Regions from separate parts of the Homo sapiens genome. Here region 1 is linked to region 2. A link is an interaction called in ENCODE POLR2A ChIA-PET data of the cell type or tissue named here. Cell type or tissue: PC-9. All regions are shown on one strand.

The links. Peaks named below come from ENCODE experiments on the same cell type or tissue, not always from the same donor. Only the 100,000 strongest peaks of a DNase experiment are listed, where the experiment ranks them.
Region 1: POLR2A ChIA-PET joins it to region 2 with 7 read pairs; 2 of 35 experiments call an interaction of 5 or more read pairs at or near these places.

What each region holds. Positions count from the first base shown.
Region 1 is chr2:96,780,964-96,788,963 of GRCh38, forward strand. All of the region lies in intron 1 of CNNM4 (cyclin and CBS domain divalent metal cation transport mediator 4), which reads left to right. Among named protein-coding and RNA genes, the nearest start is that of MIR3127, 13 kb to the right of the region's middle. In PC-9, no CTCF peak of the experiment used is centred here; DNase peaks (open chromatin) are centred at 6,128 and 7,618; H3K27ac peaks cover 3,921 bases.
Region 2 is chr2:98,558,782-98,566,781 of GRCh38, forward strand. It overlaps INPP4A (inositol polyphosphate-4-phosphatase type I A), which reads left to right. Exons shown (of 25, transcript NM_001134225.2): 17 at 682-714; 18 at 4,684-4,856; 19 at 5,859-5,982; 20 at 6,859-6,985; 21 at 7,248-7,388. Among named protein-coding and RNA genes, the nearest start is that of COA5, 46 kb to the right of the region's middle. RefSeq lists a silencer at 1,540-1,711. In PC-9, no CTCF peak of the experiment used is centred here; no DNase peak of the experiment used is centred here.

The sequences.
Region 1 (8,000 bases), 1.8 Mb before region 2:
CTCGAACTCTTTTTTTTTTTTTTTTTTTTTTTTGAGATGGAGTCTCACTGTGTTGCCCAGGCTGGAATGCAGTGGCACAATCTCGGCTCACTGCAAGCTCCGCCTCCCGGGTTCACGCCATTCTCCTGCCTCAGCCTCCCGAGTAGCTGGGACTACAGGCACCCGCCACAATGCCCAGCTAATTTTTTGTGTTTTTTAGTAGAGACGGGGTTTCACTGTGTTAGCCAAGATGGTCTCGCTCTCCTGACCTCGTGATCCACCTGCCTCAGCCTCCCAAAGTGCTGGGATTACAGGCGTGAGCCACCGTGCCCGGCCTGATCTCGAACTCTTGACCTCAGGTGATCCACCTGCCTCAGCCTCCTGAAGTGCTGGGATTACAGACTTGAGCCACCATGCCCAGCCAAGAGACAGAGTCTTGTTCTGTTGCCCAGGCTAGAGCGCAGTGGCACAATCATAGCTCACTGCAGCCTCAAACTCCTGGGCTTAAGTGATCCTCTACCTTGGCCTCCCAAAATGCTGAGATCACAGGCTTGAGCCACCATGCCCGCACCTGATTATAGTTTTATTTTGAGGGATACACATAGGATGAGGCTTTGTCGGTCCTAGAGGAGCTTCATGCCCTCTGCCTGTGGTGTCAGGGCACTCTGTCTAGATATGTTAATGTATTCACCAACCAGGAAGCTCAGTGAGCTTTGGGGTCCAGAGTTTTTATCCAGACCTCATTACATGTTTGATTTAAGTCATTCACCACAGGATTGAACCCAATCTCTAGACCCCTCCCTTCCCTGGAGGAAGGACAATTCAAAGCCCAACTGGGTAATCACCTGCTTAGTCTTCACCATGTTGCCCAGGCTGTTCTGGAACTCCTGGGAAGGCTTTCAAAGTTGATCATTTTGTATGATTTTGGTAGGGTTTTTTGTAGATTTCCTTTACCAGATCAAGGAAATTCCCTTCTCCCCTTAGTTTGCTAAGAATTTTTATGATGAATAGGTGTTGAATTTTGCCAAATGCTCTTTTTGTATCTGTTGAGATGATTGAATAACCTATTTTCTTTATTCTGAAATACACTGATTGATTTTTTAATGCTAATCCCAAATTTATTGTATAACCGGAGTAGAACTAACTTAGTGTCATTATTCTATTTACACACCACTGTATTTGATTTGCCAATATCTTTATTTAGGATTTTGGCATCGGCCAGGCGTGGTGGCTCATGCCTGTAATCCCAGCACTTTGGGAGGCTGAGACGAATGGATTGCTTGAGCCCAGAAGACCCTGTCTTTACTGAAAATAAAAAAATTAGCTGAGTGTGGTGGCATGAGCCTGTAGTCCCAGCTACTTGGGAGGCTGAGGTGGGAGGATCATTTGAGCCTGACAGGCAGAGGTTGCCGTGAGCTGAGATTGCACCATTGCACTCTAGCCTGGGCGACAGAGTGAGACATTGTCTCAAAAAAAAAAAAAAAAGAATTTTGGCATTTATGCTCATGAGACAGATGAGACTATAATTGTTTTCCCGCTGTTAAACTGAAGAAAGATACCATATCATTTTTTTTTCTTTAATGGCAGGAAAAATAATTGTTTGATAGTGAGCAAGTAATATTCTTGTCCTCTTCCTCCCCTTCTGTTCCTACACCTAACAACCAGTATCAGCCTCTGGCATCACCTCAACTGTTGCTATAGTTTTCCTCTCTGTTTGACATCAATGATTCCTTGGAATGATTTTAGTAGTTTGTAAACATTTGGAAACAGTATATGATGACCAGGAACCAACTGGGGTTTACTAAGGGGAAAAAAAGCTAATTTTCATTTCTTTTGTGTATGTTGGGGAGGGTAGGATTACTAGGTTAGTGCAATGGAAAGCTAGTCCCAGAATAGATGTATTTCAGCAAAGTATTTAACAGAATTTCGGTTAAGTCTTTAGGATCAACATGGGACCTGTGGGCTCTTTAATAGTGGTCCACGCTGGGAATGGGGGCTCACACGTGTAATCCTACCACTTTGGGAGGTCAATGCGGGAGGATCTCTTGGGGTCAGGAGTTCAAGACCAGCCTGGTCAACATGTGAGACTCTGTCTCTATTTTAAAAATTATAAATAAAAAAAAATTAATGGTCTCACTTTTAGGTTGATTTGCCTGTGGATTATTAGCTGGTTGCCAAAAAGGTTCAAAGAATGGAGCCTCACAAGGCCATGAGTGAGCTGTGCCTCTCTGTAAGCAATTGAGCAAAGGTACAGCGGGGAAGGGGTTCCCTGCCACCTCTGGTAGGGGATGCTGGGGCAGGGGCGAGATGGCTGTGAGCCATGCTTCCAGCTCTGCAGTTCCAGGAGAAAATGCCAGAGGTGCTTCTGAGAATACGGACTGGGTGGAAAGGAAGAAGCAGTTTGCTGGAAGGGTCTGAACTCAGAAGGACGCTGATGGTGCTGGTAGGACTGCTGGGACCCCCTGCACCTCCTGGCCACGGAGAGATCCTGCTCCCAGGGACCAGCGTCTGGGTGGGACACAGTTCACTCCTCTCTCCACTTCATGTTCTTTTTCTTCAGCAGATGGCTCAAGTTCCTTGTTTTTCTCCTTGCTTTCTGACAGCCGTAGCTTCTGAAACCTGCCATTTTTGGTCTCCTGATGCCTGATTTCCTAATTGTCCTGACTGTGTCTTCTAGGAAGCATTAAGTCTGAACTGACTTATTAGGGAACTTCAGAAAGTTAAACACACAAAACCCTTTCTTTGACTCCTATCTTAAGGACATGGAGATACAGTTACATATATTTATACACAAGGATATTCATATGGCAAAAACGGGGAGAAGGCACAATTTAAGAGCCCAATGGGGACTGGGATTGTGTATGCATCTGTACAATGACATGTTATGAAGTCATTCTGTTTTTTATAAAACTTTTTAGTGACATGGGAAAATACAAAGAATGTAAAGAATTTAAAAAGCAGCGTACAAAACAATATATGTGATCCAATTTGTGGTGGAAATATTTTATCTATATATATCCATTTTAAAACACCAAAGAAAATACACAGTTAACAGTAGTTATCTTTGGAAGGCAGGATTATAAGTGATCTTAGTTTTCTTCCTTCCACTTTTGTTACCGATATCAGAAAAAAACTCTGTCTCTACGAAAATAAAATAAAATGAAATAAAATAAAATTAGCTGGGTGCAGTGGCTCATGCCTGTTGCCTCAGCTCCTCAGGAGGCTGAGGCGGGAGAATCACTTGAGCCCAGCAGGTCGAGGCTGCAGTGAGCTAGGATCGTGCCACTGCACTCTAGCCTGGGTGGCAGCAAGACCTTGTCTCAAAAAAAAAGAAAAAAAAAGTCCTTATCTTTTAGAGATACATATTGAAATACTAAATATTTTCAGGTAAAATGTATACATGTTTACAGATAAAACCTGGGCTTTGCTTCAAAATCAGTGAGTAGAGCAAGTGGGAGTAGCGAGGAAGAAAGGCTGGTCATGAGGAGCTGTTAATTGTTAGGTGAGGGTGTAATTAGATTATTATCTCTACTTTTGTAGATGCTTGATATTTTCCATAGTAAAAGCTTAAAAATCTAGAGACTACTAGCTAAATGGAAAATCAGAGGCATAAAGACCTGTCCCCAGGGTGAGGGGCCAGTCTTAGAGTCCCCATCATCAGTTTGTCAATAGCTTCACCCACTATGGGCTTGTATTAAAGGAAGAAGGCTATCTGTAGCAGAAGTCCCATTTCTGTATCCCAGCCTGATCACCCCTTGGGGTGTGACCCTGGGCATGACTTCTCTGGGCCTTAGCTTCCTCCTAGGAAGAGTGGGATTGACAGTAGATGTAGGGCAACTCTCTCCTGGGAACATGGTCACCCAGACAGGTTGGTGGCAGGGGGAGGTTGACCATGTCCTGTGCGAAGAGGCAACTGAGGCATAGCTATCTTTATGGGGCTATTTTTTCTTTTTGAGATAGAGTCTGGCTCTGTCACCCAGGCTGGAGTGCAGTGTTGCAGTCTTGGCTCACTGCAACCTCTGCCTCCCGGGTTCAAGCGATTCTCATGCCTCAGCCTCCTGAGCAGCTGAGATTATAGGTGGGCACCACCACGCCCAGCTAATTTGTGTGTTTTTAGTAGAGATAGGATTTCATCATGTTGGCCAGGCTGGTCTCAGACTTCTGACCTCAGATGATCCTCCTGCCTCAGCCTCCCAACGTGCTGGGATTACAGGCATGAGCCACTGTGCCCAGCATTTACGGGGTATTCTAAAGGGAGCTCTTCAAGCTTTTCATCTTGCCCCTATTTTAAAACCTTTTTTTTTCTTTTTAGTTTGTGCCTCCATTCAATCAAAAATTATGTACATGTGCTGTTATACTAGTACATGTATTATAGAATGAACACAGAAAAAATTTAAAGAAGTAAAACCGAAGTCCAGGTGCAGTGGCTCATACCTGTAATCTTAGCACTTTGGGAGGCTGAGGCAGGAGGATTCCTGTAGCCCCAGAGTTTGAGACCAACCTGGGCAACATGGCGAAACCCCATCTCTACAAAAAATACGAAAGTTGGCCAGGCATGATGGCCTGTAATCCAGGCTACTTGGGAGGCTGAGGTGGGAGGATCAGTGGAGTCCAGGAGGCCGAGGCTACAGTGAGCTGTGATCGTGTCACTCTGCACTCCAGCCTGGGCCACAGAATGAGACCTTTGTCTCAAAAAAGAAAACATAAAAAAATTAGCTGGGCGTGGTAGCATGTGCCGGTAGTCCCAGCTATTCTGGAGGCTGAGGTGGGAGGATTATTTGAGCCCAGGAACTCTAGGCTGCAGTGAGCTATGATTGTACCACTGTTGTCCAGCCTGGGCAACAGAGAGAGACCCTGTCTCTAAAAAAAGATAAAAATGCCAGGCGCAGTGGCTCACGCACTTTGGGAGGCTGAAGCGGTGGATCACGAGGTCAGGAGATCCAGACCATCCTAGCTAACATGGTGAAACCCCATCTCTACTAAAAATACAAAAAATTAGCCGGGCATGGTGGCGGGCGCCTATAGTCTCAGCTACTCAGGAGGCTGAGGCAGGAGAATGGTGTGAACCCAGGAGGTGGAGCTTGCAATGAGCTGAGATCACGCCACTGCACTCCAGCCTGGGCAACAGAGTGAGACTCTGTCTCAAATAAAGAAAAAAAAAAGATAAAAATAATTTTTAAAAAGTAAAGATAGGCCTGGCGCGGCAGCTCACGTCTGTAATCCCAGCACTTTGGGAAGCTGAGGTGGGTGGATCACCTGAGGTAGGGAGTTTGAAACCAGCGTGGCCAACATGGCGAAACCCCGTCTCTACTAAAAACACAAAAATTAGCCAGGAATGGTGGCATGCTCCTGTAATCCCAGCTACTCGAGATGAGGCAGGAGAATTGCTTGAACCTGGGAGGCAGAGGCTGCAGTGAGCCAAGATCGTGCTATTGCACTCCAGCCTGGGTGGCAGAGCAAGACTCTGTCTCAAAAAAAAAAAAAAAGTTCTTAAAAAGTAGTGTATTAGAGAAACTTAGAAAAGTGGAAAATGATTAAGAAATGAAAGTCACATGGCCAGGTACGGTGGCTCATGCCTGTAATCCCAGCACTTTGGGAGGCCCAGGTGGGCAGATCACTTGAGGTCAGGAGTTCCAGACCAACCTGGCCAACATGGTGAAACCCCGTCTACTAAAAAATACAAAAAATTAGCTCAGCGTGGTGGCAGGCACCTGTAATCCCAGCTATTTGGGAGGCCGAGGCATGAGAATGGCTTGAACTTGGGAAGCGGAGGTTGCAGTGAGCTGGGATCGCACCACTGCACTCCATCCTGGGTAACAGAGCAAGACTCTGTCTCAAAAAAAAAAAAAAAAAAAAAAAAAAGTCACTCTTATCCCATCATCCAAAATGTGGATATTTTGGTGTATTTTCTTCTACCAAGTCAGCAACAAATGATATTGCTTCTCCCCCAATATGAAAATAGTGTCTAATTAGAAGAGTAAAAATAAAAAATAGCATGTGAAGTATAAAATGCATTAAGCAAAAGTGAAGGAAACCAGCAGTCCTTCCTACTCTACTGTTTTGGAACTTTTTACTTTACACAAATAGTGAATCACCGTCTCTTGAGATAAATTCATGTCTGAGTCAGCCTTTTTAAGAGCCCTGCAATATTGTTACAAATAACATTGGCAGGCCCTCCTGGGCACACCTTGCATGCTGGCCTGGGTGTTTCCTTTGTATTAAGGTCACTTCCTAGGGTTGGGAGAAATGGCAGAGTCCAAGGTCTTGCATATTTTACATTTTGGCACATACTGCCAAATTTCTGAAGTAAAAATTGAACTTCCAACGGTGGGTAGTTCTCCTGCCAACACTGAGAGTACCAATCTCTGAAATCTTGACTAATATGATAGGTAAAAAATGAGTTCATTTTGAAAATTTGTATTTCCTTATATTTTGTTTGTATTTATTGTATTTCTATTTAAAATTAAGCTAGTGGTTTTTCTTAGGGATTTATAAGTCTGGTATAAAACAGTGACTTTGGACCAGTTAGCCCAGTAACTTTCATTGAATAATCTCTCTTTTCTCCTGCAATTTAATATACCAGATTTATTATATACAGTATTCCCAATTTGTTGGAGTTTATTTCTGTCCATAAGCCAGGCATGGTGACTCACGCCTACAGTCCCAGCATTTGGGGAGGCCATGGTGGGAGGATCGCTTGAGCCCAGGAGTTCGAGATCAGCCTGGGCAGCATAGTGAAACCTCATCTCTACAAAATTTTTTTTAAAAATTAGCTGAGCTTAGTGGCATGCCCTATAGTCCCAGCTACTTGGGAGGCTGAGGTAGGAGGTTCACTTGAGCCCAGGAAGTCAAAGTTGCAGTGAGCTGTGATTGTGCCACTGTACTGCAGCCTGGGTGACAGAATGAGACCCTGTCTAAAAAAAATTGAAGTAAAATAAATATTTCTGTCCATTGTTCTCTCCAGTACCGCACTGTTTTTGTTTTGTTTGCTTGTTTTTGAGACAGAGTCTCGCTGTGTTGCCCAGGCTGGAGTGCAGTAGTGCAATCTCAACTCACTACAACTTTAGCCTCCCAGGTTCAAGTGATTCTCCTGCCTCAGCCTGCTGAGTAGCTGGGATTACAGGCCTGTGCCACCATGCCTAACTGATTTTTGTATTTTTAGTAGAGATGGGGCTTCACCATGTTGGCCAGGCTGGTCTTGAACTCCTGACCTCAAGTGATCCGCCCATTTTGGCCTCCCAAAGTGCTGGGATTACAGGCATGAGCCACAGTGCCCTGCCCAGTACTACACTGTTTTAATCGCTGTAATCTTTTTTTTTTTTTTTTTCTGGAGACAGGGTCTCACTCTGTCTCAGAGTCTAGCGAGTATAGAGTGTATGGCCTGCCTGCTGGGCCACCGCAGCCTTCTGGTCTTCTGGCCTTTGCCTGGACTGACTGCCCTGACTGCCAGCTGTGTCTCTGGGAGGAAGGGAGCAACATAGATGAGCCCTGTTTAGGATTATGGATGAACCCAGCTGCCCTCCCCGAGGCTAGAGGGCAGGGGCTTGTCACTCTGGCTGGTTCCTCTCCTGCCCTGGCTCTGCCTTCTTGCTGGGCTGGCTGCCACTCATCCCGGTGGTTGAGGTCAGCACTATTAATAGCCAGCTTAATCCTGCGGGAGCTTGGGTGAAGGGAGGAAAGAGCAGAGAATCGCCAAGAAATCAGGGTGCTCAGCTATCTGCAGGTGTGGACCCAGGGCCCAAGCCTGTGGCTTCCAGTCAGTCCAGCCCGCACCTCTCCCATGGGAGGGCCTGAGAGCGCGGGAACATCCTGGGCCCCTGGGATCTCAGAGGCTGGACCTTCCTGGGAGACTCATTGAGTAAGATGCAGAGGACTCCTTCTTGGGTGGTGGGAGTCCCTGGTCTGCTCTGGGGCCCCTGGCTTTTCCCCATGAGAAAAAGCAGCTGGAGCTGGTGAGTAGGGCCCTCTCATGGCCCCTGTGGACTTTGTAACCCAGCACCTATAATACGGTTTTCTTAAGG
Region 2 (8,000 bases):
AGTAAGTACATCCCAGTGTGACTTAGTATAGGTGAAATGGAATCAAAAGTGGTATTCTTTGAGGACCTGAAGGGACATTCTAATTGGAGACTACCCCTAAATCACAAAACTTAACATTTGTTTTAAATTTGGGAGATTGGCATAGAGTTTTTTTTGGTATACTGGTTTCATTCCTGGATCTTAACACTTTGGATCTCAGCAGTCGATCCTGAGCCCAGGCTTCCCCGGTGAATCAGAGCAGTGGGACTGACCGTGGAACACGCCGTGTACTGGTCAGTCTCTCTCCTTACAAGTTTGCTTCCAGATGCCGCAAGCCAACGCGGGGCTCTGCCACTACAATGTGATTTATGTGGGTGCTTTTTTCTGTGGCATTTATCACATTGTAATAAGCTAGATCGCACATCCCGAAGAGCATTTTATGTTGAACTATTGGCAACATGAATGTTTAAGCTGGGGAATCTGTCATTGTTTACCACTGAGAGGGCTTGGCTGCCTTGGAGCAGCCAGAGTACTTTCGTGAGCCTTCTTGGGGAAGAGGCAGCCAGGCACCCAGACCTCTTTTCTGTTTGTTAGCCGCCTTACTGCAAGCTGCTGACGCAGCTGCTGCTCTGAGATTGAGTTGCTTGGTTTGAACTGTGTGCTGCTCCTTAATCATCCATGTCGCCCTCCATTTCTGTGCAGATTGCAGTCCCCCTCCTGAAGAGTCCAGCCCAGGTACGTGGTTTCCGTTCAAGGCTCCTGCTGATGCCCTTTTAATTGATACTCAGGTAGTGTTTTGTAGCTAAATTACAAAAGATTGCCTTATGATCCCAGAGTTGGGAAAGTATTCCAGGACCTCCTTCGTTGTGAGGCATAAAACACTTTTCGCAGGTTTGATGAGGGACCAGTTGGGCTGAGGAAATTGTGGCCTGAGGCAGACTACCACATGTATTTGTTTTACTCTTACATTCTAAAGTCTTTACAGATGAGCGTGTTGGGCTTCCTGAAGTGGTTGACCTGAGGTAGGGAGGTACACATCTGGACTTCCTGGGTGCAGTTTTAGAATTCTTACCAGACATTGCTATGGGCCTCAGTTGCAGTTAGTACCAGAAATGTAATCTCTTTGCTTCCTTTGCATGTAGAAACCAATGTTTATGGTTCTAGTTCAGGGGTTGGCAAGCTACAGCTCTGAGCTAAATCTTGTCCACAGTCTGCTCTTATAAATAATGTTTTGTTAGAAACCAACCTTGCCCACTTGTTCATGTATTGTCTGCAGCTGCTTTTGTGCAGCAGTGCCAGAGTTCGTTGCAGCAGAGAACCCGTGGCCTTCAAAGCCTAAAATATTTACTGTCTAGCTCTTTACAGAAAATGTGTGCTGACCCCTGATCTAGTTCATATTGAGTTTCCTGGGTATGGCTTGTGGTTTTGAGCATGAGTCCCCCAAATAATATGATTTGATGTTCTTTTTCTTACATTCCAAAAATCAGCTGCATGGTCAGTCTATTGCTTGCATATTTCTGACTGGTTATAAATGTAAGACAGCAGGATACTTTGTTGATGTCTAGAATGTAGCGAGTCCATGACTGTGGGATTTACCAGGCTAACAAGCTATTCCTGTGCATTGCTAGTGAAGCCTGTCCACCCATACAGCCCCATGAGTCAGCATAGTGTGGCAGCTCCTGGCAGCAACCCCAGGACGCTCTTAGAAGTTAGCTCATTGGCGGGCTAATCTGATTGGACACCTCATACTCTCCCAGTTTGCTTTCAGCCCCTTCACAGTTTCTCTTTCCCCAAAAGTCAGTGTCGCTTTGAGCAGGCTTTGGGCCCCACCCCCTTGGACCCTCAAGGTTACTGAGGCCTTGGTAGATGTACAAACAGTTGATCTTGGTCTCCTCCTCCGTTGCCTCCCCGGGCCCATGCCTCAGCTGACCTCCACGGCAGGCCAGTGCCTTCGGACTGAGCTGGCTGTCGCCTGAGCCTCAGTGGTGCCCAAGCCTGGGGCCATACCCAGCAGTTAGGGCCAAGAGAGGGCTGGTGGCATGTGCATCTGCCCCCACAGAAGCTCAGGGGGTCTTCTCAGTTCTGGGCTCCTGAGGGTTGCAGAACTAATGGGAAGTCTCATGGGTCCCCGGGCAGCACACAGACAATGCCTGGCCTGTAGAGCCCTCCTTGTTGTGTGTCAGCTGGGACATTTCCAGAAGCACTGATGGCTTTTTCACAGTTGATGCTGATGGACTAAAATGGTCCTTGCAAGGAGTTCTTTTGGCTTTTCCTGGAGAACTGCATTTAATCTGGGCTAAAATATACACACTTACAAAGGCACACACACTCTCCCTTTCTCCCTCCCCTACTGATGAGGGGAAAATGCAGAAGCAAAGTACGGATTTGAAAGTGCTCTTCAAAGTTATCTAAATTAGTATGGCCCATGAATTCACTACCGGTCTGCGAACATTACGGGTTAGGAACTAGATAAGGAGTTTTCTACAAAAACGTGGGTCAGCGACGTCACTCAGGACATTGTTTCACTGAGCTGATTTTTTCTCATAACAAGGCTTTGTCAGTGAAGGAGGCAGAGTATAAACCCTTCACCGATTCCAGTGACCCAGGTGCCTTTACTTCACTAGATCCTGCGTGGAAATCATGTTACTGCCCAAGAAACTCACTTTGGTTGAACTTTTAAAAAATTGTTCCAGGCATGTCTGAGTCCTTCTCTGGGCAGATAACGACACTCACCTTCTACCAAGTTCCATATCTCCTCTTTTCCAGGACAAACATCTTAGTGCTTTTTAGCCATTCTTCCTATACTACAATTTTTTTTCATTTTTTTCCTAATGTAGCGAAGCAATCGTTCTCATAGGAATTTAGTTTAAAGAGATATAGGCAAAGTGAAAAAGTTGTATGGAGAGAGCTTGTTTAGTCAAGTAAGACCAGTTGTATATTTTGATCATTTTCAGATTAAAATAATCATGATTTTCATGATATGCATGACAGCTAGAAGAGCAAAGTAAAATTGGCAACATTTGCTTTAAGAGCATGTACTTCTTAGAGAAGGATAGTCTTAAAGACTGCCTGCCTTTCCCCAAACCGTTTGGCGAGAAAAACTTGTTTGCCTTTGGCATTTTTAATAGGCACTTCATATAATTGGCATACATTCAACAGAATTCTTCAAAGAAACAAAAACATGGTCTCTGAGAACTTTAGTGGAGGAAAGAGACTCGGACATTATCTAGTGCCTCTCTCTCATTTTATAAAAAAGGACCCACATGGCTGAGGGGTCGAGGGCCTTGCCTGTGGTCACCTCTGCTCAGCAGTGGCCGGGGCCGGGCCTCCACATTTTCCACCTCTCAGTTCAGTGTCCTTCGTCACCATGATTCATTTGCTAAGACCTGTCTGCTGTGGACTTGCTAAATTTAAGCCTGCTTTTTCCATTACAGATACAAATCCTGTCCACAAACAGTTAGCGTGCCTGCATGTACAATTAGGCCACCTCCAACTTTTGAGCTGCTACATATACTTAAACATTTGCATTAACCAAACACTGAGTGTAGGGAATTCTTTTATATGTTTCAGTATTTCTTTAGGTTGGTTTCTCAGTGAAGTGCTAACCATCCAGCTTGAGAGAACAGGGCCAAGCCGCCCTTCTCTCGGTCTCTGAGATTCTGTTTATCTAAGACAGAGTTTATCCTCTGGCAGCCGCACAGCTCCCACAGCCCATGGCCTTCCCTGAGTGCCGTGCCGGGACATGGCCTGGCGCATTCTGTGGCTCGAACCCTCACCCTAAGGGGCATGTACTGCCTGGGCTTCACTCCATGACTTCTCACCATGTTTGGTGTGGTGGATTCACCAAGTGGTGATGGTCACATGCCTATTTCTGGTCTTAATCACCTGTTACAAATATAACCTTAATGAGAGCCTGTCTTCTCTTTTAAATGTCTTCTAAATAGGAAGGAAAAAAAGAGTCAAAACCCAAAATATCTTTCACCCTGTTTTTCTCCCTTGAGGTTCTATTTTTAAAAAGTTGTTTTGGTATAGGGTCAAAGTTTCCCTATATTCCTAAAAGAAAACTAAGCTAGAAATAGTACTGGGGAAGGAAGGTGGGGGTGGGGAAGGAAGTGAGTGCAAGGTGGGGCCGTTCTGAGGGCTGAAAACTTGGGAGCTGTGGGGAATAGTCCTCCTCCAGGTGTGCAGGGGTAAGAATTGAACACAGTTGCACACAAGGCTTGGCAAGGGCAGAGGAGTCTCTGACTTGACTTTATACCCAGGTCAAGAGAAGGGAGATCACAGAGAACCTTTCTGGGTGTCCTTCCTCTCCGGGTGGAGGTGCTACAGGGCTGTGGAAGGAGATGGGCCTCTGGGGACAGAGCATTTTCTGGCCTCGTCATGACTTGCAGAAGCTTCTTTGTTGTTTTCCTCCGAAGGCATTGTCTTGAGTATTTCTGTTTAGGGTCCCCAACAGGTTCAGGAGACCAGGCATGTCTTGGAGGTACCGGAGTAGAACTGGTGTTTGAGGTTGCTGGAAAGAGCTGGGGCTAGAGGGCTAGAGGGCTAGAGACTGGGTTGGTTCCAGACAGAGCTGGAAGATGAGGTGGAGATGGGGGAGTGGGAGGACTGCAGTGGTTAGGGGCCAGGTGACTTGTTAAATTGCCAGAACCTAATTCTTAAAATCTCTCTCTCATTGTGATGACCCCTTCGCTTGTGCCCCAGGTGAATGGAGTGAGGCCCTTTACCCGCTGCTGACCACTCTCACCGACTGCGTGGCCATGATGAGTGACAAGGCCAAGAAGGCCATGGTATTCCTGCTCATGCAGGACAGCGCGCCCACCATAGCCACCTACCTGAGCCTGCAGTACCGCCGTGACGTGGTCTTCTGCCAGACGGTAGGCCCCGGGAGCACCCCGAGGGAGACCACGGGCACCTCTCAGCTCAGAAAAGACAGGCTTAGGAAGCCCTTCCCTCTCACTTCACTTGTAAAAGACCCCAGATGGCCATATTTCCTCCTGGTGGTGCTTTAAAGGTTATTTAATAGAGAGGTCTACATTTCAACACAGTCAGGAGAACTACCTTGGCAGCCCATGCTTGCTTCTCCCAAGGAACTGGCACCTGCAGAGTCTGCCGATTCTGCACCCAGGAGATAGTGAGGGCATGCATGGGTGGCACAGGCTTCTTTGCTGCGTTTTTTTTTTTTTTTTTTTTTACTGCACAGAGGTTGAGTGAGGGCAACACAGGTATTTGCTGTCAGTGCAAACATTGCTCGTATAACAGTAGGTGCCTTAGCTCTGCAGCTTGTTGCAGGACTCTCTTATTGTTGAGAGAAGTGAAGCCTTGAAATGAATGTAACAAGTTTAATAGTTGCCAGTAATCAAATTAGTAAAGTGAACAGTGATTTGGGGTTGGGCTGGTTCTCTACAGGTTCCCTCACCCATCCTGGAGAGTCCTGTTTCATCCCATAGAAAATCTCCCACTGGGGAAACTTTGAGTGACCATGTTGTCTCTCACTTCTGTTTTTTGCTGGGGCTAACTCAGTTTCCAGCCAGGGGTGGCATGGCTCTATGAGTAGATAGACCCTTTCACTGTGAGTAATTAATAATGGGCTTCCAGAAGTTCCAGCCTAGGAATAAAGCCAGGTATAGGTCAGGTCAGAAGCTGGGCCAAAAACCAAACCCACTTGGTGAGCGACAGGAATAGCAAGCCCACTGTTGGGCGTCTTCCCATGGCCAGGGCATGCCCCACCTGGGCTTCTCAAGGGATGGGAGGTGCCACTGAAGCCCCTTTGAGCAGTGGCAGCAGAGGAAGGGGGCGGTGGGGGGCTGGGCATGATCTGACTGCCATTTGGTGAGCAGGCACCTGACCCTGAACCTCTTCACCCCACGCTCCCACAGCTGACCGCCCTCATCTGCGGCTTCATCATTAAGCTGAGGAACTGCCTGCATGACGACGGCTTCCTGCGCCAGCTCTACACCATCGGGCTGCTGGCCCAGTTCGAGAGCCTGCTGAGCACCTACGGTGAGGCGCCCGGGCCAGGATCGGGAGCCCCACTTGCGTGTGTGGTTTCCATCCTTTCTTGCTAGGCACTTTTCTCACTATACCAGTAATGCGTGCTTATTGAAATAAATCCAAAATATATAACAGCAGACCAGATGGCAGACCTGGCAGTTACACACGCACACGCCTTGGTTTGTTGTTGTTGCTGGTTGAGGATGGATGCTAATTACTTAACCAGTAACTTCCTGTTGGACTTTGGGTTGTTCCTGAAACACCAGTGCAGCAGTGACATCTGTGCATGAGGCACTTGTGGGCCTGTTTCTGCAGCTACTGAATGACTGGAAGGAGAGTTGCTGGGTCAGAGGGTAGGAATATTTTTAAATTTAATAGATATTTCCAAATTGCCCTCTAAAAAGGCTCTCTTCTTCCTACCCTTGTTTATTATTTATTTATTCTGAGAAGGTGATAGAAAGCATTTGTTAATCATTGGAAATTGAGGACATCGAATAGATATCAAGCCCTGTGTAATGGGAGGGTCTGGCCACAGCAAAGCTGCTTTAGCATCTCTCATTTCGTGTTTCAAGAGCTGGCTTTGCTTTCTGAGTTTATGTATTTGTTTCCCTCCCTACTATCTGGTGCTTGCCCAAGAAATAGTGGGAAGGGATGGCGCGTGTTTCCACCAGATGCATGTTTTGATGTGGCTGTGGGATTTCAGAGGCATTGTTGACTCACAGAGGAGTGAGTTGCAGGGGAAGAGGCTCAGAGACTCCCCCTCCACCAGAGCCACACCTGCACCCCTCCTGTCACAGCCAGGCCTGGGCTTGGCTGCCTTCTGCTGAGACTGGGGAGAGTAGCAGGGCCCTCTGCCTGACAGCCCTGCCCCTCTCTCATGTCCAGGGGAGGAGCTGGCAATGCTGGAGGACATGAGCCTTGGGATCATGGACTTGAGGAACGTGACCTTCAAAGTCACTCAGGCCACTTCCAGCGCCTCCGCAGACATGCTGCCCGTCATCACAGGAAATCGGTAGAGTGTTGGTTTAAAATTCTCTGAGCCAGAGAGCGGTTTTCATTTTTGTTTATCTCAGGGAAGGTACTCTTCTGAATTTTTTATCCTATTTCATTTTGTTAAATGCTCTGATTACAGCCCCCTAGGTTAGTGCCACTCCCTTAAAGGTCTGTGGTTGGCAGTTTGGCCATCACTAAGCCAGAGGGCCAGCCTGGGCACTGCAGCCTGCTCGGTGGCCCTCTGGCCTCACACTGCTCTCCCTCTCTCCACCTTTCTCCAGCGACGGGTTTAACGTGCGGGTCCCTCTGCCGGGCCCGCTGTTTGACGCCTTGCCCCGGGAGATCCAGAGTGGCATGCTGCTGCGAGTGCAGCCCGTCCTCTTCAACGTGGGCATCAATGAGCAGCAGACACTGGCCGAGAGGTGCGTGCCGGCTCCTCGGGGCTGCGGGGGTGTGGTGGCCCTGGAGATGATGCAGAAAACGTACTTACCCCTCTTCAGGCTCTAAGTGCTGGACAGACTTTGTCATCCTTCCTTCCTTTGGCCAACATTTTCATCATGGCCGTGCACCTCACTGTCTTTGGTGCTAGGGACACAGAGTGACCCAGAGGTGGTCTCTGTCCTCAGGGACTCAGCTGGTGGGAGAGAGAGAGACATGGATGCAATGATGAAGACAGATACAGGGCATTGTGGGATCCGGAGTAGGGCACCCAGCAAGGTCTAGGGGGTCTGTAAAGGCTTCTTGGAGTTGCAGGGGATGGGGCTTTGAATTGTGAATAGGAGTTGGATGATGAGGTGGAGGGGAGACATGTCAGATTAAGAAGACTGAAGAAAGGCCTGGCGAGGAGAAACAGCATGGAGTTCAGGGGCACCAGGTTCCAGGCAGGGATTGGCAGGTAAGGGTAGACAGGCTCTGTGTGCCAGGCTGAGACTCATGCCTGAACCTAAAGGCAACTGCCCTCCAGGGTCACTTGCCACACTGCAGAGGGGAGTTGTGTGTGCCTGTGTGTGCACGTGTGCCTGTGTGCGCACATG